Linked DNA regions of Homo sapiens: region 1 is linked to region 2. Evidence: chromatin loops called from intact Hi-C (ENCODE). Cell type or tissue: dorsolateral prefrontal cortex. All regions are shown on one strand. Links, peaks and the distances in the headings refer to the core of each region. The heading gives the core; the rest is flanking DNA. Region 1 overlaps SNX18 (sorting nexin 18). Region 2 overlaps LINC02998 (long intergenic non-protein coding RNA 2998).

What was found. Peaks named below come from ENCODE experiments on the same cell type or tissue, not always from the same donor. Only the 100,000 strongest peaks of a DNase experiment are listed, where the experiment ranks them.
Region 1: it touches region 2 in a loop (2.5-fold over the local background); 4 of 110 quality-filtered maps call a loop at or near these places.

What each region holds. Positions count from the first base shown.
Region 1 is chr5:54,545,362-54,561,593 of GRCh38, forward strand. SNX18 (sorting nexin 18) reads left to right here. Exons shown (of 2, transcript NM_001102575.2): 2 at 1-1,225. Among named protein-coding and RNA genes, the nearest start is that of SNX18, 36 kb to the left of the region's middle. In dorsolateral prefrontal cortex, for the core only: a CTCF peak has its summit at 8,704; DNase peaks (open chromatin) are centred at 6,760 and 8,660; H3K4me3 peaks cover 611 bases; H3K27ac peaks cover 3,200 bases.
Region 2 is chr5:54,657,547-54,673,778 of GRCh38, forward strand. It overlaps LINC02998 (long intergenic non-protein coding RNA 2998), which reads right to left. Exons shown (of 3, transcript NR_104658.1): 2 at 8,512-8,629; 3 at 2,612-2,914. Among named protein-coding and RNA genes, the nearest start is that of LINC02998, 79 kb to the right of the region's middle. In dorsolateral prefrontal cortex, for the core only: no CTCF peak of the experiment used is centred there; a DNase peak (open chromatin) is centred at 6,545; H3K4me3 peaks cover 759 bases; H3K27ac peaks cover 1,013 bases.

The DNA of each region.
Region 1 (16,232 bases), core at 3,971-11,970, 110 kb before region 2:
TGATTTAAAAATTACTTTTATTTGCCTCTTTATTTTGATGGTGGTTGGATTTTTTTTTTTTTAATAGTAAAATCACTAAACTTGTGCAATGGTAGCATGGAAATTATCTGAGGTATATTGTATGATTGTACTTTAGCCAGGGTGGACATAGCTTAAATTATAAAAACTAAAGATGAAAGTACAAGGAAGTATAAGTTATACTTATGTAAGTATAAATTCATGCTGCCTACTTCTAAGAGAAATTTCATTCTTCATAACCACATAACATTATAATGCCACTGATTCATACGGGATTTACATTAATTCTATGGGGGAGGACACTAGAATTATTAGTGTTCATTTTCATCTAAGATCTTTATTCTCTAACGTTCTTGGTCCTATTGAAACATTGCAGTATGCAAAACTACTGCAATGTTAAACCCAAGAGAAAAGCCATTATCATGTGTATGCTGGTCATCATGATCAGTGTGGTACAATTTTTAAAAATAAACTATCATGCCCTTCATGCCATTATTTGTCTTTATTTCTATGATTTATAATCCTGATATGTGATGTGTTTGTAACACAGGGTGTGCACTTGAGCCTGGTTTTACTGTTTTTATTAGACAGAGTTGTTTATATGCTGTAACTGTAACGCAGCGAGACTGGTTCTACAGCCATGTGTCGTAATCTTGTTCCCCGTCCAAGCTGTTGTATCTGAAGGTACCCAGTTTGCACCCAGGATGAGGGAACGCATTCAAAAGTGAAATGTAAAGCCAGTGCACGAATATTATAGTAATTGAGATTTTCCCAGGCTTCACTGATACAGTTGTTTTGCATTTATTCACAATAATACAGCAGATTCTTAAATGCCGATTTTTAATTGTCTTAAATTTTGCTGCTGTTCTCATAATTAAGGACTTGAAAAATGTTTTAGTCTGTCAAGTATGTAAAGTTTGTGTAAAAACTTTTAAATGTCATTCTTAAGTTCATTGCCATAGCCATTTTCCATTTATGTCTTCATTTTCCAAAAATCAAATGCCATGTCTGATACCTTTAAGTCCATAAGCATTCAATTTTCTCATTTCCACCTTCATCTTTGGTTAACAGAATAAGTAAAACAGGGTATTATTTATTTGTAGTCTAGAAATGTTGAATATTGTTTTATTTCCTTCAAAATGTTATGATTAGTGCAGATCAGCCATGTTTATCTTTTTAAAAAATAAACAGGTTGCTTTATTTCTTAGCTTCAATGGAATATAATTATTTTTTCTCCACTCATCAAGGAGGCATTTATTTAATGTGAAGAATTACACAGAAAAATAGAAGAGCATGTTCTGTCTTGAGCTTCATCTGCAGTTACCATAGAAATTATTCATCAAACACTGTAGCTAATTTGATTAATTTAAAACCATCATCATTCAGATAGTCCCATGGAGTATCTGCTTCCATTAGTGACATCAGGAATTAAGCACATAGCAGTAAGTTGTGAGTGAGAGGTTTTGAAATAATAGCTCCCATGAGTCCAATACCTGAGACAGAAGCAGGTGCTTAAGTAAAGTACTTGACATACTGTCTGTTGGTTGCCATAAATAGGCGAACTCCAACACACATAAGCCAAAATATAATAGCTACGGGACCTGGCATATCTTGCAAGGGGCCAAAGTCCCATTTGGCAAAGCTTGCCCTCTTTGTGGGGCTTTGTAGTCTTGTATCTGCTTATCTTTACAGATTTGTTTTACATATATGTTTTTTCTCCTGGCCTGCCTTTCTTAGCATCTTGTAATGTCTAGAATGGCCTAGCCATCTTTTACTTCACAAATATACTTGGACCAGTGATGGACATCTGGACAAATCACCTACGGTTTGGGGAGGCTGTGAGAAGGAGAGCTACACTTAAAAGTATGCAAGAGAAGAAAGGACCTTTATCTGGTTATCCTCACAATGAACCTATGAGGAAGATAATATCTCTAGTTTATAGATGAGTTAAAGAGATCAGTGAAGTCTAATTTCTTTTGACCAAGATCACACAAACTAAATGATGGAGCTGAGATTCAAATTGGGATCTGGCTCAAGCCTATTATTTTTAAACTAGATTACACTGAATGTGATTTCTCTGCTTTTCAGAAATCCCTAACATCTTCCCAAGTCTCCACTCCTGGAATGATAGAGATTCCATCATTCTTTGGGCACTGGGCACAAAAGTACAAAGGGAACTTCCCAGAATCTGCTGTTTGCACCCATTTCTGCTGGGAAAGGTGAGAGTCTGTGCTGCTATGTCTGGTCTCTCAACAGAAGGTCTGACTGCAGTCTTACGTAGACTGGGAAGCATGCCAGATGTTACCTTCCAGTATTGTTATGAAGAGTGAGAGAAAGGGTCCAAAACTGACTGTTTCCCCTTCTCTCCAACTTTCACCTCCATGCAGTGCCAATAGAAGCACATTCCAGTTGCCATAACAATGGCCTTGGCAGAACCACAAGTCAAAAATTTGAACTCCAGTTGGTCAGAGTCAGGGTTACTCATGAGTACCACTTGGCCACAGGTGGGACTCAGGTGAGAGCAACAGAATTTGCTGAGTAATAAGCTCTGGAGAGTTTGAAGAGTGGTGGGGTAGACTTCTAGGCAGCGTATAGAGGGATGCTGCTGTGCTAGGGCTCCATGGGCAGGAAACCAGAAAAACCCAGCAGTGGAAGCCAGGCCTCTGAGGTGGGGGAAGTTAATCTGGGATTGGCTCATGGCTATAGCCTTTCCAGGGATCACAAGTCCTCCCTACTTGGCCCTGATCCCAGGATGTCTCAATCCTAACATCCCTGTGTCAGAGCTTCTCAAACTGCCTGCCTGTCTTAAAGGCCATTTCAGCTTCATTGAGTGACTTGTACCAGAAGCATGCCAAAGGCAAGACCAATTGTCCATGTGAAGCCACCTGCCAAGGGAGCTTAAAAACAAGGTGTGTGGTATTTTGTTGCTGTGTGTCCCATCAGCCTACCCTGGAATTGATCTCTAAGTCTGAAGTGGCCAGATGCATCAGACCTTATTTTTGCAGTGGTTTAAATTTTCTCTCACTCCAGGAAATGGCTCTCAGGATGGAATTGCTGAGTTGTTGAGCTTCTCTGCAAGCTGACCCAGCATATCAGTGAGAAAGGCAGCAATTTGGAGCCAGAGACCTGGGTCAGATCCTAGTTGCTCCACTCTCTGACCTCAGGCAACTCACTAACCCAGCTCTGACCCTCAGTTTCCTCAATTGTATGATTGACTGACTTAGATTGTATTGAATTATTGAGAGTATTAGATAAACCACCATGTGAAGCCTTAACCATTTTGCAATACTCCCTCCATGACAGACATGGGAGATGATAACAATTTTAGAAGTAGATACTTAATAAATGTTCTATTCCTGAACATCATGTGACCATGGGCTAGTCACTTAACGTGAGTCAGTTTTCTTATCTATAATGGGGTATGCAGTCATCCCTCAGTATCTGCAGGGCATTGGTTCCAGGACACCCTCAATCCCACCCCACTCCCTGCAGATAACAAAATCTGTAGATGCTCAAGTCATAGAATGGCATAATATTTTCATATAACCTATGCACGTTCTCCTGTATACTTCAGATCATCTCTTTATTCCTTGCCATGCCTAATACAATGTCAGGGCTATGTCAATAGTTGTTACACTGTTATATTTTTATTTGTATTTTTTTGTATTGTTATTTCTTATTGTTTGAGGTGGAATATTTTCAATCGTCCATTGGTTGGATCCACAGATGTGGAACCCACAGATACTGAGGGCCAACTATAGAATCCCCTTTGTGGACATATTGTGAGAAATGAATGGCAGGTGGAAAGCCCTGAGCCCAAGGCATTGACAGGAGGGATAGAGTAAAGACCCTCTGTGGTTATGTGAGAAAGGAAGAGCTGCAGTATTTAAATAATAAGAACATTGTGTCACCTGTACTATGGAAAATTAAGGAGTTCACCCTTGGGTCCCAGGTAGGCAGAGGTTCCTGCTTTAGCCCTGGTAACTTCACCTTCTGCCCACTTTGCCCACCTGGGTCACAGGACCAAACCCCATTCCAGCTTCTTGTCTTGCAGAGCCCTGGCACAGCATCCTTCTTACTCTGCCTGGAAACCTACTTCTCCACTGCTTCTCAGACCCACCAGCACCTCCTGTTAGGGTGGGGAGAGGTTCAGCTCTCCAGAGATGGCCCTTTGCAGCAAGGCAAAGGAGCCCTTGGTCTCCAAAAGCTAAGTGCTAATATGTTTAAGAATTTGTCCCGTAGCTCTAACTAGGAAGATCTGAAAAAGACAGCTCAGAACTTGTCTTTATTCACCAAATTAATAGTGGTTTTATTGAATTCTTTTCACATCCTGAAAATATGTACTTGGGACCTAGGACAGAGAGAGGCAGCCTACTCTGTGTTCACGTCCCAACCCTGGCCTCGTGTTACATACAGACATTGTAAGATGATGGTCAATGTGTCACTCTGGGAAGTTGAATTTAGTGCCTCTGAGTGGCTTTTGGGGCAGCCATGCCCTGAATCAAAATATTAGTGTAGACCAAGTTTGATTAGGCAACTTGTTTGTTCCACTTTTGTTCAACCCAGCAGTTTTAAAAGAATGCAGAGTCTTAGTTCAAAATGGTTCCCTTTGCTTGAAAAATCTTAAAAACATTGGAGTGCAGTTCAGGATTTACCAAATTAAGGTTCAGCTTAAAGCTGATGGTGCTTCTGTTGGTGTTTGTTCAGAATCTGTATTTTTAGTCACTTTTTAAAAAATTACTTGGCTCCTGTTTGTGGACCCTTGTAAGCCAACTGAGTTACCCAGATGCTAACTACATATTCACATATGGCTATAACCTCCTGAGAGTGTCAGGTCCATAAGTCTGTGTTCTCTGTATGAAACAAAGGACCTATGGGGAAAGTGGAACCTGTAATTCCAGAGAAAAGGAGCTTTCTTCACAAATGTTGCTTTTTAGTGGCTCCTATCCCAGAATCAATGGAAAGAAAATTGGACCTTTTAGGTATTCATGCTGACAGGTGGTCTCATAACAAATTTCTCAGCTATCCAAAGGATGAAAAACTGTAGGTATCTATCATTTTTAAAAAAAACAAGATGAGGAAGCTCTTCATATACCAATACAGAATTTTCCTAAGAAAATTAAATGAAAAAAAGAGGCAGAGAAATATTTGTACGCTACCCTTTGAGCAAAACAAAGCGAATGTGTTTGCTTATATATGCGGTAGATGATTATTATTATTTTTAGATGGAGTCTTGGTCTGTCGCCCAGGCTGGAGTGCAGTGGTGCGATCTTAGCTTACTGCAATCTCCGCCTCCCGGGTTCAAGTGATTCTCATGCCTTCAGCCTCCCGAGTACCTGGGATTACGGGTGCCCGCCACCATGCCTGGCTAATTTTTGTATTTTTAGTAGAGACGGGGTTTCACCATGTTGGCCAGGCTGGTCTCGAACTCCTGACCTCAGGTGATCCACCTGCGTCGGCCTCCCAAAGTGCTGGGATTACAGGTGTGAGTCACTGCGCCTGGCCTATGTGTAGATTATTTATGAAAGTAAATGCAGCAACTTGGTAGCAAGGCAACATTGTTTGCTTTCAGGAATGGGAATGGGGGGCAGGAGAGAAACTTACTGTATTCCCTATTATCTCTTTTGAATATAAACGATTGAATGTATTTCCTATTTTAAAAATAACGAAATGAATGTTAAATTTGACAAGGGGACTAGCAAAAAAAAAAAAGAAAAAAAAAGATGTCAAAAGGTGGGTGGAGCTGCAGCTCTGTGCCAACCCCTTCGAGACCTGGAAGTGAATTGTACAAGGCACAGGAAGAACTATCTTGTTTGGACAGTGGACTCAATGATCAAGTCAATGTTCATTGTGTTACTTTGCAAAAATTCAACAGCATTGGGAAGCGGACTGCTAAGAGAATGTGTAATGTAGGCAGTAAAGACAAATGTCACTGGACCATAGTCTGTTGTTTTATATGGTACCGGGTATTCTTTTGTCTTCTGAACCAAAAATCCTTCTCCTCCTCCCTTCCCTGTGAAGCCTTCCATGAAACTCTAATCCCAGTGTCTTGTCCCTTCTCTGCACTCCGATCACTTTTGTGATGGCATTTTGCAACTAATTACGTAAGATCCTGGGCTAACATCATTTCTTTTTCTTACCACATCGAGTGTTTATTTTGCTCTAGGAATGATACTGCCGTTACGTTCATTCTTTGATCTACGGAACTCTCCTACAAAACCATTTTACAAAGAAGGAAACAGGCTTATAGATATTCCATAATGGTCACATAAAGCGGCAGAGCTGGGAATTGAATGCAGTCACCTGACTCCACAGCTTGCGATCTTAATTCTTTTCCAATTTACTTGAGACTACCAGGCAAACATACAAGCCCTGATTAAGTGGTGATGTGGTGGTCTCCTGGAGGACAAGGCCTATCCTATCCTACACTTTCTCTGGGGTCCCTGGAGCACACCGGGCCCAGAGCAGTAAATACAGCAGAACTGTGGTTTTAGAAACAGAGACCTTTGTGATCCTCTGTGTGTGCACAATCCTAAATTGCCCTCTATGAAAGAAAGAAAATAGTGATATGCTAGCCCTCAGTGTTGGCATCACCAGCACCAGCAGTCAGCCTTCTTAGGAAGGCAGCTTTTCACAAAGACCTCTGTGCTAGTTTCAGGAGAATGGAGGAGTTGGCTCCAGGAGGAGAGAGCAGCCACAGTGCTGGCTTTGTTCCGCTGTGGGTGCCGCGTCTGTCCACCAGCCTGCGGAATTCAAATCTGTGCCTCCGCGACGTGACCCATTACCACGCATCACACCCTTCTGAGACATTCGTGAGCGGCTGGCTGGTGTTTTGACTGTCACATCTGCGTCTGCCAAGTTGCTGCCATTTGTTCTCCTTAAACACATCTAGCAGAGTTCAAAAGAGGCTCAGGCTGATTCCTCATGAAGAAAGCTGGCCTCAGAGGGGGTGGCCCAAGGGGTCTAAAGAGGCTAAGACCAAGGAATTCACCACCATCAGAGCCTTTGGATTCTGAAGCCCTTAATAAGATGAAAAAGTAATAAATCATCTTGCTGGCTCTTTTACTCTTTCAATACAAAAACTTTCAATGAGACCAGACTTCGGACCAGCATATTCTGTCCTGTGGACAGACCCTGTGGGAAACCAAATCATCGTCATCTAAAGGTTGCTGTGAGAAAGGTAGTCACCCCAGTGCCAGCACACATTGGAGTCATTTTGCTTGAAAAGCTTGATGATGCCATCGGCACGGTGGAGACATCCTGGACGCTGGGACCGATAGAGTCCTTCATTCTGCAGATATTTATTGAATGCTTGTTGTGCTTCGGGCACTGTTGTAGGCACTAGGAATATAGCAGTGAACAAAGCCAACAAAAATTTACTTTCTAGCTAGTAGGTGAGGCAATAATAATGAAATAGATTAGTGAACTAGATGATATGTAGAAGGTGGTAAGTGCTATGGGGAAAAAACTAAGCGGGGAGGAGGGAGGGAGTATGAGGAGTGAGGAGAATTTGTTATTTTAATTGAGGTGGTCAGAAAAGGCCTCCGAACCTGAAGACTTGAAGGACTGAGAGTGAAGTATGTGGAAGACCTTGGGAGGAACATTCCAGAGCTTCCACAGTTGGTGCAAAGGCCCCGAGGCAGGAGCACAGCCGGGGACAGTATGGCTGGAGTGGGAGAAGGGTGGGAGGGGATGGGGGTGCAGACTGGTGAGGAGGAGATGCACCCAGAGGTGAGTGGGGAAGGTCCAGATCTTAGAGGGTCCTACGGGCTGCTCTGAGGACTTTGGCTTTTTCTCTGAATGAGATGTGGGGCTCCCAGGGGCGTTGAGCAGGAAAGAACATGATCTGCCTCGTGTGACAAGGGCACTTTGGGCAAAGGCAGAAGCAGAGACCACATTGGAGGCTTCGTGATAAACGAGACATGGTGGCCCACACCAAGACACTGGCAGTGGAGGCTGGGGACCTGGTGGCCACCATGTCCCCAGTATAGAGCTTGGCAAGCACAGCAACAGGTCGGGGAGCTGATGGCCACCATGTCCCCAGTCTTGGCAAGCACAGCAACAGGTCCCTCCTCTGTATTCTGTGCGTCCACAGCAGACAGCCACCTGCTTTTGATCAATAATTTCCAGTTTAATTAACAATCATCTTGGTGTGATGCAAGGGACATTCTCCTTAGAGTGACTCTTATTATCTATTAAGTACTATTTTATGAGTTAGCTCTCAGATAATAATTTTATTTATAGATTCTTGGGGCCACCTCACTGCTGTCCCGAGATGTAACAGATTGACTGAGGTCAGACGCAGAAAACTGCCTTCTAAGTTTCTGGGTGCACACATCTGTATGTCAGCAGTAGATTAGCAGCCATCCTGGTTATGGCCTGAGAACCTTGTCTCTCTCAGTGCAATTACATCTGCCTGGTTCCCATAGGGGCTGCCTCTGATTAGCTCTAGCATCTCCAACGTGGGGGTTGAGGCCCAGTGGTTGCCTCTCCATGCACTCTGGGGACCTTATAACTGCCCAGTCAGGGTGCTGCTACATGACATTTGCAAACTGAATCAGCAAACTTTAGCACACTGTTCACAATTCTTTTGGATTCCTTCCCATGCCCTAATGTGCAAACACTGGATTCGCTGTTCTGCATGGCTGGGCCTCCGTGGAGCTCCCATGCTCTGCCTGCTCACCAGGGCTCTGCTGCTCTTTTACCACCAGATTGCCCTTGGCAAGGCTTGTATTGAACCTTTCTTCTGCTTCCATTTGTTCATCTATTGCTACCATTGTTTGTCTTCTAAACAAATATCTGCAAATGAGCTGATAAAACTTTAAAGAATTCTTTCCTCCATCTCTCCTACTTTTGGTAATGGTATTTTTGGACCCTGGCTTTACCTTAGCATCACCTGGGGAGCTTTAAAAATATTACAGTGCCTGGACCCCACTTTAGACCCATTGAATCAGAACGTGAAGGGGGGCTTTGGCTTCACTATGTTTTAAAAGCTCCCCAGATGATTCTGATGTACAATTTCACTTTCTTGCTACAAGTAGACATAAACAGGGCCTAGCTCCGCAGGCTGTTCAGGCTTCTCGTTCACCAACTCAAAGGTTCATCTCTAAATGAGGCCTTAGAGAGTCACAGAGAGTCAGTGAAGGGGCTGAAACATGAAAACGTTCATTATATGAATTAAATTCTCTGTTCGGTTACCAGAACACATGGCCTGTAATGAACTATGAATTAATGTAGTTTTAGTCCATAATCCATTTTGAATAGCACAATATTTCATTGTATTTTGTGTGTATGTGTTAAAAGCAATGATGTGTTAATTTTAAGTGATTATAATAAAATGTTTTCCATTCTTTAATGCATCATGCCTTTAAAAAACCAGAAGTCATCCCAGGCTGCATGGGAAGGGCAAGACTTTCTGAGGAGCAGCCATGGCCTGGGGAAAATAATATCGAGCAGGGATTTCCAGATTATATCGGGGTCTTCCTTTTTCTAGTCCTGAGACTCTGGGCAGATTCCTTAAGCCCTCCTCCAAAAGGAAGATTTTATGATTCATTTATCGTCAAGGTAGGAAAACTGAGGTTCAGAGAACTTCAGAAAGATAATTGTGTCAAAGTCCTTTGCACAGTTTGCTGGCTTTCTCATGCCACCCCAGCCATACAGCCATACACCCACACTGGAAATCACGCCAGCCAGCCCTTTGTAAACTGTTTCCTCCGCTGGTTCAGCCTTCCAAGTCTTCTTTGTCTGGCTGAATCCTACTCCTCCTTTGGGACGGGGTTCAGGCATTACCTGCTACTGGCAGCTGTCCCTGTCCCATCTTCCCACCCTGTCTTGGTTAGGTGTCCTCTGTTGTACCCGGGGTACCCGATGCTTTCTGCTACCTTGACATTTGTTGCACTTGGTATAATTCTCCTGCCTTCCTTATTCCTCCTTCTCTAGTCAGTTGGCTTCTTTTCTCTCCATTTTCCAGTGTTCAGCATAGTACCCGGCATACCTTTCTTTTTTTTTTTTTTGAGATGGGGATCTCATTATGTTGCCCAGGCTGGTCTCAAACTCCTGTCCTCAGGTGATCCTCAACCCTCAGCCTTCCAAATTGCTGGGATTATAGATGCACATCATGGCACCTGGCTAATGCCTGGCATATCTATAGATTTACTGTAAGAATGAAATTGAGGCCAGGTGTGGTGGTTCATGCCTGTAATCCCAGCGCTTTGGGAAGCCAAGGTGGGCATATCACTTGAGGCCAGGAATTCAAGGCCAACACAGTGAAACCCTGTTTCTACCAAACAATACAAAAATTAGCCGGGCATTGTGGCACATGCCCGTAGTCCCAGCTACTGAGGAGGCTGAGGCAGGAGAATCAGTTGAACCCAGAAGGCGGAGGTTGCAGTGAGCCAAGAGTGTACCACTGCACTCCAACCTGGGCGACAGAGTGAGACCTTGTCTCAAAAAAAAAAAAAAGAAAAAAGAATAAAGAAAAAAAGATTGGGTAAAAGTATTAAAAAGTATTTTAAAAGTATTAAAGCCTCAGTGTTGTGTTACATTTGCTATACATTTATAAGCAGGGTGATTTATTAACTGAGGTTTCCTTGCTATAATTTCCCTCCTTTCTAGTCTAAACTGCTTGGTCAGCCCTCACCAAAAGCAGAAAGAGAGGGTACCACCAGCAGCTCTTTGGTGAAAGCCTAAAATCTTCAACATCCATAGTACTAACACAATATTTTATCAGCCTCTTATTAGTGGGTGTTTAGGTTGCTTCTAATTTTTTATTATGAATGATGCTGCAATGAACATCCTTAGTCATTATGTTAGTTCCCTATTGTTTTTATAACAATTCACCACAAACTCAGTGGCTTAAAACAACACAGATTTATTACCTTGCAGTTCTGGAGGTCAGAAATCCAAAAGAGACTTCTGAGCTAAAAATCAAGGCATCGGCCGGGCTGCATTCCTCTGTGGAGACTCTGCGGGAGAATCCATTTCCCTGCCCTTTCTAGCCACCTTCATTCCTTGGCTCATGGCTCCCCTCCATCTTTAAAGTCAGCAAAGTCTCATGGAATCTTTCCCACATTGAATCACTCTGACACAAAACATTCTTGTCCACATTTAAAGCACTCTTGGGATTACATTGGGTCCACCTGGTATAATGTAGGAGACTCTTATATTAAGGTCAGCTGATTAGCAATCTTAATTCCATATGGCAACATTAATTTTCTCTTGCCATGAACATAGCCTATTCACAGATTCTTGGGTTCTGGGCATTAGAATATGGACATCTTTGGGTGGGGCTGGGGAGGGGGTTGGTATGCAGCTTACTGCAGTCCCATCTTTGAACACTTGCATGCTTATCTGTGTAGGATGACTAGAAATGAACTTGCAGGATTGGGGGGTATGCACAAAAAACTTCAACTGCCCTTGTAAAGTCTAGATTTCCACCAGCACAGTGTGGCAGGCCTTATTTTCATCACTGTGACCCATCTTGAATATTTTAATGTTTTAAATCTGGCATGTCCATTTACATTAAGAAGCTGATAGGACACTGAATTGTCCATGATCCAAAAGCCAATTGTGTTTGCCTTTCAAAGGACACAAGCAGCATTTTTCATCTGCTTTATCTTTCAAACTGTGTTTTGCTTAGGTTAATATTTAAATAATTTGGCGTTTCTTTGAGGACCATCAGTTGATCAGCAAAGATACAGCACAGAATCAATGGCAAGGAAAATGCCTTATGATGAACATTTTCTTGCTAGCAATTCATAAAAGAGTATTCTAATACACCGATTAACTTAATAATTAGTTCATTAGTATTTATCATACACCCAATGCATGTCAGGCACCACCTGACCTCCAGAAATTTACAAAGCAGTAAAAGGAATAAGACACAAGTGCAGAATGCATGGCAGGGGATTTGAGAGTTGACTGTATTTGCATAAAATCCATCCATTGCAACTTATGTGATTGTAACTTGTTACAATGAATCACCTTTATTTTGGAAAACTTCATGTTTTTAGCTAAATAGTTGGATAATCATACAATATGGCAACATAGCATGCGGTTGCCAAAACTTTTGTTTGGGTGCAACAATTTCTCAAGCCTGAAAGAGGAATCTAAAAGATCGATGATCTGAAATAAGCCAACCACAAAAAGACAAATGTTGTTTGATTCCACTTATATGAGGTGCCTACAGTAGTCAAATTCATAGAGACAGAAAATATAATGGTGGTTGCCCCAGGCTGGAGGGAAGGGAGAATGGGAGTTGTTAAAATGTTACAGATTTTCAGAGTTTCAGTTTTGTAAGATGACAAAAATTCAATTGTACAACATGAATGTACTTAATATTGCTGACTTGTGCACTTAGAAATGATTGAGATGATAAATTTTATGTTGTGTATAATTTATAAAAAATTTGAAAAAATAGTTATCTTCTAAGCAGTCATGGGAGAAAGTTACTGCAAACATTTATTGAGTGCCAACTGTGTTGGACGCTCCCATGTATTGTCTTTTTTTTAAATGTATTTTTATTTGTTTTTTAAAATAGAGACAGAACCTCACCATGTTGCCCGGGCTGGTCTCAAACTCCCTGGGCTCAGGCAATCCTCCTGCCTTGGCCTCCCAAAGTGCTGGGATTATAGGTGTGAGCCACAGTGCTGTGCCCTGGGTATTGTTTAGTCCTCCCAACAACTCTATGAGGCAGATATAATTGACCTATTTTGCAGGTAAAAAAGACTCTGTAACTTGCCCAGAGTCACACAAACTGGGATTTGAGCCCAACTTGTCTTTCTCCTGTGTCCTGGTACATAAGTAAGATCCATGGGATTTTCACTGTAAACATCACCCTAAATATTTTTTAAAGTAGAAATACCCATATTAGAAATGACTCAAGGGCACAATTACTTAGCTAGAATATAAAATTCCTGGAAACATTTACTGGCTTCTCCAGATAAAGTTTATCTTACTAAATAATTAGGACTTTTATTTTTTCCTCCTTCCCTCCCTCTCTCCATTCCATCATTCTTTTCTCATTCTTTCTTTCAAGATTAGAGTAATATCTAAATCACAGTCACGTAGAGCAGTACAACCCATGTTGAGGTAACTTATTAAATTAGCCCCTGACCATACATTACTATTCAGAGGGCTGGGAAAGATCTGTAAGGGATTGGACAAAGGAAATGCTCCACCTGTTCCTCCTCTGACTTGGGCCCTTGATGATATCATATAAAAAGTCATTTCCTGCTTGGTCCTTATCTCTAATGCTGACTAAATTAATAGTCTTACTTCCTTTACTTGTGTGTATGGAATTTGGGAATAAAAGTAAAATCACTTCCTACTGGGTTTTATACTTAGGCTCCTTAAATTTCATGTACTTGGGCAATTTTTCCTTATTTGGGGACTACAGGTTGTTCGATGTAAAAAAGGAACAAATTATAACACATGCCATGCCGAAATTCAGTGAGAGTCATGGTTTACCTGGTACCCATGTTCTAATGAATGTATTTCCAACCTGTAAACTTGCTGAAGATTTGGAATAAGTAAAACCAAAATCATACTAGTATGGAGGTTTTAAAACTAACTTAAAAGAGTGACTGTATATTCACAATTGCTACCAAAAAAAAAAATACCTAGGAATACAGCTAACTAGGGAGGTGAAAGAGCTCTACAAGGAGAACTGTTAAACACTGAAAAGAAATCAGAGATGATGCAAACAAATGGAAAAACATTCCATGCTCATGGATAGGAGGAATCAACATCATTAAAATGGCCATAGTGCCCAAAGCAATTTGTAGATTCAATGCTATTCCTATTAAACTATCAATGACATTCTTCACAGAACTAGATAAAACTATTTTAAAATTCATATGGAACCAAAAACAAGCCCAAAGAGCCAAGGCAATTCTAACCAAAAAGAAGAAAGCTGGAGGCATCATGCTACCCAACTTCAAATTACACTACAGGGCTACAGTAAGGAAAACAGCATAGTACTGCTACAAAAACAAATATATAGACCAATGGAATAGAATAGAGAACCCAGACATAAGGCTGTACACCTACAACCATCTGATTAGCAACAAAGCTGACAAAAACAAGCAATGGGGAAAAGACTCCCTATTCAATAAATGGTGCTGGGATAACTGGCTAGCCACATGCAGATTGAAACTGGACGCCTTCCTTACATCATATAATCAACTCAAGATGGACTAAAGACTTAAATGTAAAACCCAAAACTCTAAAAACCCTGGAAGACAACCTAGGCAATACCATTCTGGACACAGGAATGAGGAAAGATTTCATGACAGACACCAAAAGCAATTGCAAGAGAAGCAAAAATTGACAAATGGGGTCTAATTAAACTAAAGAGCTTCTGTACAGCAAAAGAATCAACAGAGTGAACAGACAGCCTACAGAAAGGGAGAAAATATTTGCAAACTATATAACTGACAAAGGTCTAATATCCAGCATCTATAAGGAACTTAAACAAATTTACAAGAAAAAAAATAACCCCATGAAAAAGTGGGCAAAGGACATGAACAAGACACTTCAAAAGAAGACATACATGCAGCCAACAAGCATATGAAAAAAAGCTCATCATCACTGATCACTAGAGAAATGCAAATCAAAACCACAATGAGAACTAATTTACACTCTCAGTGGGAATGTAAATTAGTTCAGCCATTGTGAAAGACAGTGTGGCGATTCCTCAAAGACCTAAAAACAGAAATACCATTTGACCCAGCAATCCCATTATGGGGTACATACCCAAAGGAATGTAAGTCATTCTATCATAAAGATACATGCACGCATATGTTCACTGCAGCACTATTCACAATAACAAAGACATGGAATCAACTTCAATGCCCATCAGTGGTGGACTGGATAAAGAAAATGTTGTACATACACACCGTAGAATACTATGCAGCCATAAAAAATGACATCATGTCCTTTGCAGGAACATGGATGGAGCTGGAGGCCATTATCCTTAGCAAACGAATATAGGAACAGAAAACCAAAGACCACATGTTCTCACTTGTAAGTGGGAGCTAAATGATGAGAACATACAGACACATAGAGGAGAACAACACACACTGGGGCCTATTGAAGGGTGGAGGGTGGGAGGAGGGAGAGGATCAGGAAAAATAACTAATGGGTACTAGGCTTAATACCTGAGTGATGAAATAGTCTGTACAACAAACCCCCATGACACAAGTTTACCTATATGTAAATACCTGCACATGTACCCCTGAACTTAAAATGAAAGCTAAATTAAAGATAAAAATAAAAGAAAAGAGTGGCTATCATTATAAACTAAATCACTTTGTGTGGCACTTTGAAAGATGTCCCATGCAGTGTGGGACCCTGAAAAGAGCACTGGACTTATATTCCTATTTTGGCAGCAGAATCCAGCACGGCCAAGGGGAGGCCATGGCACCAGGTGACAATCATGTCTGCGAAAGTGCTTGGAACCATCAAGCAGATCCTTCAGGCTTCCAGCCCTACAAGGAGAGAGAGTGGCACCCAAATCCATGTTCCTCTTGAGGGAACCAGGCTGGTAATTGAGTAGCCACCACCAAAGGGGTGACATCTAAGATGTTACATTTGATCAGTTATAAATGTCTATATTTACATAGCTCTATGGTCAAATCAATAGTCAAACGTCTATTCTGTGTCCATTTGTTTATTTGTTTGAGATGGAGTTTTGTTCTGATTGCCCAGGCTGGAGGGCAATGTCATGATCTCGGCTCACCGCCACCTCTGCCTCCTGGGTTTAAGCGATTCTCCTGCCTCAGCCTCCCAAGTAGCTGGGATTACAGGCCTGCACCACCACGCCTGGCTAATTTTGTATTTTTAGTAAGACGGGGTTTCTCCATGTTGGTCAGGCTGGTCTCGAACTCCTGACCTCAGGTGATCCACCCGCCTCAGCCTCCCAAAGTGCTGGGATTACAGGCATGAGGCACTGCACCCGGCCTCCTTTTATTTTTTTAAATTTTTATTTCGACAGGGTCTCACACTGTCACCTAGTCTGGGGTGCAGTGGCTTACTGCAGCCTCAACCTCCTGAGCTCAAGAGGTCCTTTCACCTCAGCCTCCCAAGTAACTGGGATTAGAGGCACACACCGGCACGCCCAGCTAATTTTTTTTTTTTTTTTGTAGAGACAGGGTTTCTCCATGTTAGCCAGGCTGGTCTAAAACTCCTGGCCTCAAGTGATCCTCTCTCCTTGG
Region 2 (16,232 bases), core at 3,210-11,209:
TTCTCCAGCCGCTGCAGTAGGAAGCCATACTATAAGGAGATTGGAACGGATGTTAATTTCCAAGCCAGCCTGTTCACCACCGGCCCTAACCAGAAGTAAAGAGGCCTGGATCTAAGCCTCATCCAGTCACTAATTTGCTATATAAAGTTAAAAAAATTCTCACCTTTCAGAGACTCAGTCTCCATGACCAAGTTACACTGGTTGATAACCAAGTTTCTTTCTGATTCTAGAATTTTATGGCTCTATTATGAATTTTGTTGAAGTTTTCTTAGGTGTATTAATTTTGAAAAGCATTTTCCATACTTTTTAACATAATAATGTTTTTCTCATGAATACCCAGAGTAAGACTAGGAAACCTCCAAGATACCCCCTAATGAGTTTTACCTCCCAGTATTGTCACCCTCTCATGTTGAATATGGCTGACCTGTATAACCAATAGGATATTGTGCAAATGACAGTATGTGGCACCTAATTACAAGGCTAGGTAATTAAAAAATTGCAGCTTCTATCTTTGCTCTCTCTTGGATCACTTACTCTGGGTGAATCCAGCTGTCATGTCATGAGGACACTCAAGCAGCACAATGAAAAGGTCCACGTGGTGGGGACTGAGGCCTCTTGCCAACAGTCAGCATCAACTTGCCAGCTATATGAATGAGTAAGCAAGCTGCCTTGGAAGTGAAGGCCTCAGTGCATGTCAATCCTTCTGGAGACTCCACCCCTGGCTGATATCTTGACTGCAGCCTCACGTGAAGCTTTGAGCCAGAACTACCCATCTGAATCACTCTCGAATTCCTGTCTCACAGAAACCATATGAGATCATAAATACTGAATGCTGCTTTAAGCCATTAAGTTCTGGGGTAAATTGTAATTATGCAGCAACAGAAAATTAATGCATTCCCTGATTAGTATACAAAATAGCATGAGAATTGCTGAATTTTATTTCCTAGTCTCCAGGATCAACTTTTATTTGCTTGTTCTTTTCTGACATGAAGCTGGTAGCCTTTGAGACTGTATCTCTAGACATCAGAAGTCATTAAGAAGTGTGTAAATCTGAATTAAGATTAAGTACTTATTTTCTGAGATTTAAAAAAAATGTGGTAATGGGCAGACAGAAAAATTCCTTATTGTTAACATTCTAAATAGTAACTATTTTCTCAGGAAAAATGCCAGGCATTTGAAACTTATCATAGGACTAATATAACCTTTAATAATAAAGCTAGCTGGGCATGGTGGATCACACCTGTAATCCCAGCACTTTGGTAGGCCGAGGCAGGAGGATTGTTTAAGGCCAGGACTTTGAGACCACTCTGGTTAACGATAGTATGACTGCATTTCTCATAATAATTAATAATAAAATAAATAAATAATAAAAATAAAGCTAACGAAAGCATAATCGTTGAAATGATTCCTTCATAGATATCCCAATCAACTCTGCAAAATGACTCTTTATCTTAATGAAGGAACTATGGTGTGTTCAGAGGTTAAAAAACATACCCATCTGTTAAGGAAAGATAAAAGTTGCTTGCTAATGAATTATTTTGGATTTTAATCTAAAAGGCAAAGAAATCAGTCTAATTTCTTGTAGTTTATGATGGTTTAAAGTTTCATCTAAGAAAGAAAGCTTAACAAAACTTGTTATATATTTCTTGACTAACTTTTTATTTATTTATTTTTTAAATTGAGATGGAGTCTCTCTCTGCCACCCAGGCTGGAGTGCTGTGGTGCAATCTCAGTTTACTGCAGCCTCTGCTTCCTGGGTTCAAGCTATTCTTGTGCCTCAGCCTCCTGGTGTAGCTGGGATTACAGGCACCTGCCACCACCCCTGGCTAATTTTTTTGTATTTTTAGTAGAGACAGGGTTTTACCATGTTGGCCAGACTGGTCTCGAACTCCTGACCTCAAGTAATCTGCCCACCTTGGCCTCCCAAAGTACTGGATTACAGGCGTGAGCTACTGCGTCCCGCCATATTTCTTGACTAACATTAATTTTTATTAATGCTCTTTTCTCGATCCTGCACCCATGTCTGGTAAGGACATAGTTACTTAGAGCAGCAAACTTCCACTTATGAAAAACGAGACTGAGTGAGTTATGGAGAAGATGTTAAATAGAAGTCTGAGTTGTAAGTACCACAGACTGTTTATGAATTGGCTTGAGAAAAAAAAAAAAGAATTTACTGGACAGCCACTTTAGTGTCCTGGAATTCAAGTCACAGCCAAGTTTGGATAGAGCTGAGGCCTCGGGCACCAATGGAGCTGAAGCAGGAAACTCTCAGCTCTCTCCCCTCGCCTCACCTCTGCCGCTCTGGATGCCAGCTTTGTCTTCCGAAGACTGGCTTTCTTTTTGCTGTAGAAAACATGGTTGTTGGCAGTTCCTGAGTTTCATACTTTTCAGCTTTAGTCACTGAAGACTTGTTCTCTGGTTTCAAATGCCAACTTTCAATGAACTCTACCAGTGGCAGGTGGCCATGTTGATCAACATGGCTGCTCCTGCAGTAGTTGGGGAGGGAGAGAGATTTCCCAGAAAAATAAGTGGGTTGGGAAGACAAAACCATACGTACCATATGTTAGGTTTCTAGGGCTGCTGTAACAAACTACCACAAACTGGCTGGCTTAGACATCAGACATTTATTATTTCACAGTTCTGGGGTTTAGAAGTCCAAGATCACAGTGTTGGCAGGGTTGGTTCCTTCTGAGGACTCAGAGAGAATCTGTTCCAGGCCTCTCTCCTAGCTTTTGGTGGTTTGTTGGCAATCTCTGGCTTTCCATAAGCATCAGCCTGATCTCTGCCTTCATCTTCACACAGCATCTGTTGCCCAGGCTGGAGTGCAGTGTCACAATCTTGGTTCACCGCAGCCTCGACCTCCTGGGCTCAAGCGATCTTCCCACCTTAGCCTCCCAAGTAGCTGCAAGTTTCCCTGTTTTATATAAAGCATCAGTCATATTAGATTAGGGCCCACCACATATTAGTATGTCCTCATCTTAACTGAGCTAATTATATCTTCAATGACACTGTTCCCAAGTAAGGTCTCATTCTGAGGTGCTGGGGGCTAGGATTTCAACATATAATCAAGCTTATCCAACCTGAGGCCTGCTGCAAGCAGCATGTGGCCCAGGACAGCTTTGAATGCAGCCCAACACAAATTAGTAAACTTTCTTAAAACATTATGAGATTTTTTTGTGTGATTTATTTTTTAACTCATTAGCTATCGTTAGTCTTAGTGTATTTTTTTTTTTTTTTTTGAGATGGAGTCTCGCTCTGTCACCAGGCTGGAGTGCAGTGGCGTGATCTTGGCTCACTGCAACCTCCGCCTCCTGGGTTCAAGCAATTCTCCTGCCTCAGCCTCCCGAGTAGCTGGGACTACAGGTGCGCACCACCACACCCAGCTAATTTTTGTATTTTTAGTGGGGTTTCACCATGTTGGCCAGGATGCTCTTGATCTCCTGACCTTGTGGTCTGCCTGCCTCAGCCTCCCAAAGTGCTGGGATTACAGGCAGCAGCCACTGCACCCGGCTAGTGTTAGTGTATTTTATGTATGGCCCATGACAATTCTTCTTCTTCCAATGTGGCCCGGGGAACCCAAAAGATTGGACACCCCTGGAAGGGTCTATTCAACCCATAGGATTTCATACAGGGCAGTGCCTCATACACAGGGTATCAGAGATCAAAGAATGGAGGCAAGAGGCGAGGGCAAAGAGTCATAAACTAGAATCATGAATTCCTTCAGATTTCATCTTGCAAGAGAGAAAAATAAGTAACAAAATCTGCATCCAGAGAAAGAAATGCGGAATTTTTTTGTGATGGTAGAGGTAAGATAACCATCAAATATGTAGAATATAATGTGAAATACCACTGTGACTGTAGTGGCAAATCAGACACGTCAACCTGCTGGGCCTGCTCCATTTTTCTTCCTCATGCTCACCTCCATTTAGCGGCGTCTATTTGCCAGGGGTGAAGGTGGGGTGGGTAGGGGGTGTTAATGGAAATCAGCAGAACAAAAATCGCAGCTTCTTGTGCTCCCCAGCAAACCTGAACAAGAGAGGGGAGCAGAGAGAATTTGGAGAGAGAAGGAAGTCAGGTGCAATGGTGAAATGCCCTGCTTCCACTCCTACCTCCATACGAGTGCTGAAGGGAGCTTACAGTTTGGCGTTCAAGAGTCCCAGCACTTTGGGAGGCCGAGGTGGGCAGATCACGAGGTCAGGAGATTGAGACCATCCTGGCTACCACGGTGAAACCCCGTCTTTACTAAAAATGCAAAAAATTAGCCAGGCGTGGTGGCACGTACCTGTAGTCCCAGCTACTCGGGAGGCTGAGGCAGGAGAATAGCTTGAACCCGGGAGGCAGAGGTTGCAGTGAGCCGAGATTGCACCACTGCACTCCAGCCTGGGCAACAGAGAGAGACTCCGTCTCAAAAAAAAAAAAAAAAAAAAAAAAAAAAAAAAAAAAAAAGAGTGAAGTGGACCTCTACCTCATTTTCTGCCAGGGCCCCTTGAGAGACAAAGCCCTACAGATGCCCCCTGTTGCCCGGAATATTTGGAGGGCATCGAGACAGCAACAAGTGGCTCCTGGGGCCCAAGATGACAGAGGAAACCAGCAAGATCCCTGGAACCTCCATCTCCTTGCACTGCCCATCCCACGAGGCCAGATGGAAGTCTCCACTGCAGCAGCACCAGTGGACAGATGCAAACCAGCCACACTGCCATAGTGGCTGCCTGTGAACCCAGGTCCATCCAAAGGCAGGGGAGGGGCAGAATCTTTCACTGATCGAGTGTTTAATCAGCAGAGACTGATAAAGTACTCAATTAAGCTAGATTTGGTACCTGAAATTAACATAAATTAACAGAATTAAGGTTTTCACTGTCAAAGTGGAAAATCAGAATCGGAGATCTGATTGCTTATAAAGTTCAATGACCAAGTTGAGTGTGTAAAAAATGAAAAACTATTCTGTCTGTTATGCTTTCATTTATTTAGCCATGGGATAGACTGAACACAAGCATCTCATTTGCACAGCAAATCAGAGGGTTGTGCTATTATTACCATTTTACAGATAAGAAGACTGAAGCCTAGGGAAGTTGAAAAACTTGGACTCAAAACCAAGTTTGAGTGAATTGTACGGCATGTGAATTTTATCTCAAAAAAGTGGCTACAAAACAAAACAAAATGAAACAGGTCTGCTTGGTCATAAAGCCCATATACCATACACCACAGAATATATCTGGTTTAGGTTGGGCTATTGCTGGCAGGAAGAATAGGTTAGTTCAGGTCATATTCTTCCTTTTTAAGAGAGTGTGATATATCCCAAAGCAGAGATTTATTAATTTTCTTTTAAAAACAGTTCTAAGGGCCTGACAAAACAAACTGATAAAAGTTCTGCGTTTGGAAAAAACAACAACAACAAAAAAAAAAGTTTTGCATTTTTGTGTTCATGGGGATGAGAGTTCCATAAAGAGTTACATTGTCTCCTCAAAACACTAAGGCCACACTGAAGTTGGCTTTGCTTAAGAAAGGGGAAAATTCACTTAGATTCATTCAATGTGGCTTTAGTGCTTTGGACATTAACTTAGATTCATCACTTTTCTTTCCCTTTTTTTTTTTTTTTTTTTTTTTTTGAGATGGAGTCTCACACTGTTGCCCGGGCTGGAGTGCAATGGCACAATCTTGGCTCACTGCAACCTCTGCCTCCCGGGTTCAAGCGATTCTCCTGCTTCAGCCTCCCGAGTAGCTGGGATTACAGGCACGCGCCACCATGCCCGGCTAATTTTTTGTATTTTTAGTAGAGACTGGGTTTCATTATGTTGGCCAGGCTGGTCTCAAGCTCCTGACCTCAAGCGATCTGCCTGTCTCGGCCTCCCAAAGTGCTGGGATTACAGGCGTGAACCACCGCGCCTGGCCAGATTCATCACTTTTCAAAACTATGTTTCGTGTGCTATTAATAAAAATCTTAATTTAATCCCTTATTTAAGGCACTGGTACCACTTTGAAGAGGGAATTGCCAAATACACTAGGAGGAATTCATACCGTTTTTATGTCCTTCTAAATGCAAAGTGGATCATAACATTATAAGATTTATGAAGAAATATTCATTCTGTTTTTTAAAGTTTCTTCTAAGTTCACAAGCACGATGACCTCTTGTTTCATAATTTATGGTAATGAATTCACGTTGTAGCTCATTTTGTAATACATTCTCTTAGAAAAATTACTTGACCTGGGGTGTTAAAATGGATATGTACTGAGATGACAAGTTTGAAAGCCTTTCAAGAGCTCTGTTCACAAGTTATCAGAGGAATGAAGGCGACATTTCAGAGTCCTTTAATTATGTCAGATGATGTGATAAGGAAAATAATATCCTAACTGACAAATCAAAATCATACGTTGGGATGAAGTCAGTTACATACACAATAGATTCCTTTCTCTTGAAAGCGATGGTCTGGACACATTTCAGTAACTTTCTTCTTTAGCCACAAACAGTGAACCACAGAGAAAGCATGAAGTCTGCATTTCTGCATGGGGCATTTTCAAAATGCTGACTTGCTGCCATGGAAGGTCGCCCAGCGTACTGAGCAAAGTGAAAAAAATGCAAGTTGCACAACAATGCGTGCAGTGTGACACCATTCACAGGGGAAAACAGATATGATAAGATGTATTATGACCTGATACAATACTATACTATATTATGTTATGTAGAAGGACAATTCTGAAAAGACCCAAAGGAAACAGTTAATAATTGTTGCTTTTGGGAAGAATAAATTGGGGATGATGGTGTCTTTTGCATATTATATTTCAAAAGGTTTTATGTTAGCAATATTAAAAATATTAAAATGAACGAGTAAAGAAAATAGAAAAGAAAAGAGAGTTGCCACATCGTAAAGAATAGCAGGTAAGGAGGCTCGGTTTGTCCAGCGGGAATGGACCCCAGCATCCCTCACTTGGTCATTCATCAGCGATTAGTTGACTCCTTTGTATGTGAACATCCTGATGTACTGTCTCATCTCCTTTGATACCATACACCCTGACAGGGTGTCCAATTGATTTCATGCAGGGCAGCAACTCATACACAGGTTGGACAAGCTTGATTAGCTCAGTTGGTGTGAGAGAACCAACAGCAAAAAATAAACCCTGGAGAAGTTCAGTTTTGACCTTCTTGCTCCATTGTCCTGCTAATGCGGAATATTGAAAACATCTATTCTGTGAGATTTGTAGAATACAGTTTGATTTATTTTACTTTACGATTCAAACTGTATGCTTTCACTTTTTAAAAGGACCACATATCCATGTGGAAAGAGAAACATCTATTTTCTAGACATTTTAAACCTTCTCTGAGCTGTCATTTTATTCTTCAGAGTCTACCTTCCTTCAGCTGGAGATCTGATGTGCTGGTAGAGAATCAATGGTGGTATATTTGAAAAATCAATGCTAATGGGTTCCAACATCAAATCAAAAGGTGGGTATTTCCAGTGAAAACTTTCAAATGTATTAAAAATAGCACTCGGTTTGTTATTTTTTAATAGAATGTAAGATTTTGAAGAATTTGGCAAAGTGTCAGAGATAGGCTACAAGCAAGTCTGTGTATAAGCAAATACCTGCCAGCCTTGTTATCTGAGCTGGGGGGCTTTGCTGTGCTTCTCTCTGATTTCTGAGATGTGACATGCCCACAGAACAAAACTCCTTTCTAGGATATAACAGAGAAAACTAGATTCCAGAGATGTGGCCTCGTTTTCATATTTCTGTCCCTTAAAAGTGCTATGTTCATTCTCACTGCGGGTTCTTCACATTACTTTTCCTTCTGCTTGGAATGGTTTTTCCTAAGATCTTCACATAGCTGCCTTTGTTCCATCATTTAGATCTATGATAGGTAGAATAACAACCCTCTTCTGCCCCCATGCCCTCCTACCCCCGAACCCTGATGATGTCCTAATCCTTGGAACTTTACTGACGTGATTAAGTTAAGGATGTAGAGATGGGAGGATTATCTAGGTAGGTCCAATGTATTCACAAGGGTCCTTTTAGGTGTAAGAAGACAGGAAAGTGAGTATCAGAAGCACAAAAGGGTCTGAGGATGCTAATCTGCTGGTTTTGCAGTTGGAGGAAGAGGACCACAGGAAGGACTGCTGACATCCTCTCAATGCAGGAAAAGGTAGGGAAATGGGTTCTTCCTAGACCCTCAGAGAGAATGCAGCCCTGCTGACAACCTGCTTTTAGCTTAATGAGACCTCTGTTGGACATCTGACTTTCAGAATTATGAGTTCATAAATTTGTAGGATTAAGTCATTAAATTTTGGTAATTTACCATGGCAGCAATAGGAAACTAATACAAGGTCATAACTCAATTGTCACCTCTTAGAACTTCTTCAAACCCCAACTAAAGAGTCTTCAATCACTCTTTACTGTGTCATTTTATACTCTTCATAGTATTTATCAATACCTGAAAAAATTTGAGATAATAAGTACAATTTTAAATAGTTTTCTTCCATTCGAATATGAACTCCTAGAAGCAGCAGGGACTGTCTTGCTCACCATGGTAGCCCCAGCACCTAGAATAATGTCTGGCACATAGTAGGTCCTCATGAAAACAGTACTGCTCCTTCCTTTACAGTCATTCTTCTTCCTCCTCCTCTTCTTTTCCAGAATATATCTGTGGGAAGAAAAAAAAATTTCATTTAAAATATTTGTTTTTTTTGGAAAATAAGCCATTTGGAGCAATTTTTAAATGGATGGGTGTAAGAGTCCTCTTGCACCTCTCCCCTCACCTGCTTGCTTTTTTTCCCAAGGTTGAGAGTGAGTCTGGCCAAGTAAGTTATTCCAGAATTCCATCAGATAGTTCAAGCCAAGAAAGGGGCTGAAATTTCAAGATTTGTATCTCTGATAATTCATTGAGGGATGAAAATTGGGCCTGAGCTTGACGTATTTCTAGATGTGACGTTACTGTTCATTGGTGGTTTAGTGGAAATCTTCCGCAGGCAAGTACTACAGAAGAGATTGGAGGATGGGTGGGTGGAGGCATTTGTGAAATGCCTGTGCTTGGCACACAAGAGTCTACCTTCCTTGGCCACTGTGGACTTGTCCAGCCTCATCCTTACTCTCTCCCCTTTATGCAGGTTATGTTCCAAGATCCCTGGAATTCTTGCTGATCCCTTGAAACACTATGCTTTCATTCCTTGTATCTTTCTCCTGCTGCTTCTGAGCCTGAAAGGTCTGTCTTCTCTTTGTCTCTGTGGTAAACTCCTGGTCTTCCTTGAGAGAACAGTTTTCTTCTTCTACTCCTGTCTGTGTCTCCCTGGGTAACTTGTATTTACTAAGAGTTCTAACAGATACTTCTTCATGGTCATCTGTCTGAAGACAGGGACACTGTCTCGTGCCCTCTTGAATCCCAAATGCAAAGCATAGGTATGGCACAGTCATCTTCTGGAGGTAGGAATCTCCATCCTGCATTAGACTGGACCAAGATCATGCACTATTCATTTCTGAATCTCAGAATCATGATGGCCTGGAGTGGCACTGAATATGTGTTTAATGGCTAGACTTAAATGGCACGGGTGACAGAGACTGCTTGCTATTCCCTAGTGATATTTTTAACTTATAAGATTTTTACCTTGACACTTAGCTAACTGGAACATTTCTCAGCTTTATAGCCAGCTATGGCCAAGTGATCATGTTACAGTCAATGAAATTTGAGTGGAAGTGTCATGTGGTAGATTCTAGAAACCTTTGTTAAGAGATGGATGCAATGTGCCCTTTCTTTGGATTCTGTCTCCTATCTTCCAGTTTGGAATATAAATGCCTTTAGTCGTGTGTCATCAGAATCCCAGTGCAGTACCCTGGGACTAGTAACAGTGAGAAAGTGTTACCACTCCAGGCCTGGGGCAAAAGAAAGGAGACGTTAATTGGTATCTGGAAGAAGAGTGTTCTTTGAGGGCCTCCCATCAGGAGCCATAACTTTCTATGGAAAGAACTAGCAGCCTGCAGGGACGTAGCTAAGAAAATAAATATCTGACCCCTCACCCTTCTGCATCCTCAAATCAATGCTCCCTATAAGCTGAACCAACCAGAAATCAGAAAATAAGGGAGCCCATTGATGTGAAGCTTGGAGGCCCATCTCCAAGGGAATAACAGGTGGAGTAGAGATATCTAGCACACCTGGGTAGACCTGCTTTCTCATTTTTAAGATAAGGGAATTAGATTAAATGATCTCTACTATTCTTTCTGGTTGTAATATTTCAGTGGATTTTCTCCATTCAAGCATTTTACAAGCCTTCCTGTTACCTACAGTCAGGCATTCCTGAGCATCAGGTCTTATAGACCAATGTTCCCAACTCAAAATTATATTAATTGATGAAAGGAAGACAACTAGAACAATGGGTCATATTAAAGAGCCCATAAACAGACCCACACATATATGAACAATTGATTTTATGATAAAAATAGCACTGTAGAGTAGTGGCAAAAGGATTATCTTTGTAATAAATCATGCTAGGTCAATTGTATTCTTACACAGAAAAAAATAAATATTAACCTGTACCTCATACATAATTATATTTGGACTATGAACCTAAATGTAAAATAAACAAAGCTCCTAAAGAAAACATAAGAAAGTATCTTCGTGACATTGCTATAAGGTAAAAGAATGAACAAAAGACTTGAAAGAGCATTTCATAAAAGAAGCATATCCAAATGGCCAATAAACATAAGATAAGGCATCTAACTTCACTGGTTATCACCAAGATGACTAACATTACAAAGATTGACAGTAACACATGTTGATGAAGATGTGGAGCAACTGGAACTCTCATACTCTGCCAGCGAGTATGAAAATTGGTATAGCCACTTTGGAAAACTGTTTTCTAGTATCTACTAAAGTTGAACATATGTAAAACCTATGGCCCAGAACAAATAGGTCTATCCACAAAAGATATGCATGTGTATATTCACTGAAAAACAAATACAAGAATATTCATTACAGCATTATATGTAAGGGAGAAAAACTGGAAAAATGAAAGTGGAAACCAAGAGTACAGTGGATAGAAGACTTGAGGTGTGTTTACATAATTAAATGCTAATATAGAGCAATAAAAATGAATGAATAATTGCTACATGCAACCATGAGGCTGAAACTCATGAAAAGTACATAGAAAAGCAAATACTGAATGATTACTTTTACCTAGATTAAAAACAGGCAAGCAATAATGGTGTCAGAAAGCAGGGTTATGTTTACCTTTTGGGAGGATATAGGGATTGGGGTCGGGGCAAGAGGACAGCTACTGGGGTGCTGGTAACTTTTTGTTTGTTTGATCATGGTCATGGTTCTATGAGTGCGTTTACAGCAAAAGCTCTTTGAGCTATACAGTGATTTCTGCCTTTTTTTTTTTTTTTGAGGTGGAGTTTTATACTTGTCACTCAGGCTGGAGTGCAATGGTGTGATCTTGGCTCACTGCAACCTCTGCCTCCCAGGTTCAAGCAATTCTCCGGCTTCAGCCTCCTGAGTAGCTGGGATCACAGGCACGGGCACCATGCCCAGCTAATTTTTGTATTTTTAATAGAGATAGGGTTTCACCATGTCGGTCAGGCTGGTCTTGAACTCCTGACCTCAGGTGATCCTCCCACCTCAGCCTCCCAAACTGCTGGGATTACAGGCATGAGCCACTGTGCCCAGCTGGCTTGTGCTTATTCTTATAAATAGAGACTTAGAAATTTATCGACTTCAGTAAGTAAACGTTATCATTGAATACATTTTTTTTTTATAAAAGCTGGAGCAAGAACCTGAACACTAGTCCTTCCATATTCAATAGTAATATAAGGATCAGGACAAGAGCATGTCTGTGTTGCCATTGAGGAAGTAACAACAGTGAACACTTCCAAAGAAGATTTCTTTGAACAGATGTTCAAAACCAAAAAGGTTTCCCAAGTCATTTGTGAAACCAAATTTTCCTGCAGTCTGGAGTCCCGGGTATTGTGTCAGGAATCATATGCAATGAGATCATTTTCTTTTGCCCACATTTCTGCCTGATAAAGAAAATAAATCTATTTGACAGAGCAAAGAATTGCCTCATATGAAAATACACTGAGAAAAAGGCAGCATTATTCTCAACTCCTAATGCCTAGGAGAAAAATGATATGAGGTTTAAAAGAGTTTTCTGCCCTGAGAAAGGTTCAATTTTTACAGATTCTCTCAGCAATTAGTGCATTTATGAAATAAATTCTGGGCCATCCACAAGCTAATTCCAACAAGTATTGTAAGTGGCTTTACTGAAAAGACATATCAAAATAATGACAAAAACAACAATGATAACCACAACACCCCAAACAAGAGCCATGTTGATGACAAGAGGGGTTAGAGGTAGTTTTAATATAAAATCTGTCTATGCTAAAGAAAGTTAAACTAACTGAGCACCACACTTAACTATTACCCTCCTGGTGGCCAAGGCAAAAAGAAACCTCATAAATTGTTTAGCTCATTAAAAAGAAAAAAAAAAAAGAAAGAAAAAGGAAGGAAGGAAGTGTGCTAGTGCAACATGAGAGACAAACATTCCTAGAATAGTAAGAGAAAGTAATCAGGAGGGTTTGTTTTACATATGGTTTTAAACATCATAATAGAATTTGTCATTATAGGAAGTTTTATAGTATATATGAAACATTCTCAATTATCCCTGGCAAAAGGCAAAGGCATAACAACATTAAGTCGTGGTTTCTTAAAGGTACAATGTAATCAATGAACTCCTGGCTTTGAAGCAGTTGTGTAGTGTCCTGGAGGATGTGAAGAATTTGTGTAGCCTGAGTTTCCTTGGTCACACTACTCTGGGCAAAGTTAGAGTAACCAGCAGGGTCTGTCTGGCCCTGCCCCTCATCAACACTGCAGAATCCCTCTAGCTGCTCCTGGGAACCCCCAGGGGATGGCACATGTGTGCTCACCATATGGCCCTTTCAGCTACCATATGACCCTGCACTCAGCTTCCCCCTGCTACAGCTCCCTGCAGTGATGTTTGTGTTGGGGCATGATGGACCCACCCCCAATGAGGACACTGACACCTCCAACCTGCTATGGCTATGCTTCAAAGCCACAAAATGTATCCCCTGCTGCTGGAGCTGTTGGCACTGACCCTTCTCTGTCTCTCTCACACCCACCAAATGTGATGCCTCCCTCTCCTTCTTCTGCCCGGATTGGGGCGAGGTGGCCACAGTGCAAATTCTGTTTTTTCTGGACTCCATACAACTCCAATCTCAACCCCAACCAGAAGGCACCATAACACTTTCTTGTGCTCTCCTCTGGACCATCCAAAAGCTGCCTTCTGGGCTGCCTGACAGTCATATTCTTAGTCTTACATGTTCCTACAGCGTCTCTTCTTTAGGAGCCAACTGTGGGGGGCTAGACCAGAAATGTTCTGATTTTGAGAAAAGCGTGAAGTTTATGAGTTTTACTTTCTGATATGGGTCTATTACCTTGAACCAAGCCAGTATGCCAGGCTTTATATCCCTAAAATACGCCTTTCCCAAAAGGAGGACCATCTTCCAGGAATGTCCAGGCATGTGTGAATCCAGGAGGAACATGGCGTGAACCTCAGCAGAGACTCCACCCATATTAGCATGTCCTTAATAGCTCCCCAATGTTTGTATTTACTGCCTAGATCTTGTCCAAAGCCAGGCTTTTCCAGAAAGTGCACATTCCTCTTCTGATCTTGCATCGTGCCAGAGAGGCAGCTCTGTTTAAATAGCAATAGTCATAGTTGCTTAATGCCTGTTTCACACCGTATACTGTGAGGCATTATTTCTGCTTTTCACAATCACTGCAAGGAAAGTGCTGCTATTCAAATTTTAAATACAAAGAGGTCAAGTAGAGAGGTTAAGTGATTTCCCCAAGGCCACAATGAGTGGTAAAGCTAAGACTCAAACCCAGATTGGTTGGAATCAAGCCTAGGCTTGTCTTGTGTAATACAGTTCAGTATTACCCAGGCCCTGGAACCGAAATCTGCGTATGAACAGCTCTCTTAGGACATATTCAAATATTTTCATCCTCTTTGCTGAGAATTTAAGAGATGAATGTGGACTCCCAAACACACACAGCCTCTTGAGTCCTGGCATAAAGTCTGTTCTCAGACTTCTTTAGATAGATTTCACACTGTCATCATTTTCTAACCTAGGGTAGCTTCCACCTCAAGTACAATAGGAATATATTCTAGTAGTTGATCAGTTCAAATTTCCTGCATTTCCACGGCTCATTCTTGGCTCAGAAAACCCTGAGCCTACTCAGGCTGAGGGGGACCCCCCTCTTGTGCTTCCAGGTGTCACATGATTGAAACCACTTTTGCAAAGATTATGACAGCAAGAGAGGTCTAGCATGGCTGACTCCATCTTGCTTCTAGTCTCACAGGCTGACTGTCCTTGCTCATTCCTGGGCATACGCCAAGCTAACTATGGAAGGAATTTAGTTTACAGTTTAACTTTAGAACAAGGATGATAATAGTCCCTCCCTAAAACTAACCTCCTTCTTGCTGAGGGACAGAAGCTGCCTTTGTAAAACTAATGAAAGGCCATGAGATTAGGATTATGGAAGGGGCCTGAATTCTGCTAAAATGTAGGCATAGTTTTTATAATCCCTATGCTGGAGAGCATGTGGCCAGAGGCCATAATATTTGTGACTTTCACAATTATTGCTACAGATAACATCACTATTGTATAACCTAATATTGGTCTTTTGAGACGTTTTTCAGACTTTTGCATTCTGGCAACTGACTGACCCCACCTGGACACGTAACTCATGTCTTAATCACACCTGTGGTCACAACCCAGAGGCAGATTCAGCACACGAGGACCATTTTTCACACCCTTATGATTTCATCCCCAACCAATCAGCAGCACCCATTCCCTACCCACCTGTCCACCAAATTATTCATAAAAACTCTAGCCTCTGAGTTCTCGGAGAGGCAATTTGAGTAATAATAAACTCCTGTCCTTCTGCTTGGTCAGTCTTGCATTAACTAAATTCTTTCTTTACTGCAAGACTGCTGTCTCAGTAAATTGGGTTTATCTGTGCAGCCAGCAAGAAGAACCCATCAGGCAATCACATTAATACCCCTGTGAAAGCCCTTTCCCTGAAATCAACATTTCTTGCTATCTTGCTTTTTCCTGTCCCACAGCTCTGTTTCCATTTAGGGATTCCTGTGCAGCTGACTCTCACATCTACCTCCAGGGTGGAGCCTGTGACCATCTTTTGGTCATGTAATTGATTAGCTCAGCTTAGCCACCAGCCCCACCCTGAACCACACTGAGTCTCAGGACATTTTCCAGGAGTGCTGGGGCAAAGACACATTCTTTCTCATGGGATCTGAAAAAGGAAGCATGTTTCTCTGAGAGTTGCTTATGGCCATTTTGGGACTCTGAGCAGGGTCAGCCTTAGAATGCAGCCAGTATCCCAGAAGGCAGGTAGAGAAATGGAAAAGAAACCCAATGGCTGAGCTGCTGGGAGTGAGCTTGTCTTAGGCAAACCTTCCTTGAGAGTTTTCAGTCATGTGAGCCAATCAATTTCCTTCCTGGTTTGAGCCTGATTGAGCCAGATTTTCTGTTGCTTGCAATACAAGCATCTTACATCTACATTTTGCAATAATGGTCAAATTTTTTGTTGTCTCTCTCCCTAGATTGTGAGCTCCTTGATCCCTAAGAGAAAATTGGTTGAAGGAATGAAAGGACAAAAAGATAAAAGGAAAAAGAAATCAGTTGCTCATGTGTGTTGAGGACTTGTTTAAGGCCATTACCATTTAACTAGCTATTCACTGCTCTTCCTGATTCATGGACATTCCAATTAAAGAGCTGGATCCTTTGAGAAATCTTCAATACCAATATCCATGGTCAGGAACAGTGCTCATTTAGCAGAAAGGAGGTCAACTCCACCAGAACTTATGAAATCTGCAGAGCAAGGAATAACTCAGAGAATCTTGCAGATGAACTTGCATTTCTTATCATGTGATAAACAAAGAAACTTTAATTTATCCATCGTAAATCAGGGTCTTGGAAATAAAGCATGGGGAAATGGATGTCTATAGGAGCCCTCTGCAGAAATGTTGCCCCTTGACTCCAAGCTCAGAGAGGCTTGTATTTGAAGATGTCAGCAGCCTCCCGCTCCACAAATGAATCATGAGAAGGAGGGAATGAAGGTGGTTGAAGTAGGTGTGGGCCTTTCATCCTCTACAGTATGCCTATCGTGAGTATCTGATGTTGTTATGTGCACTTATGTGTACTTGCACACATGC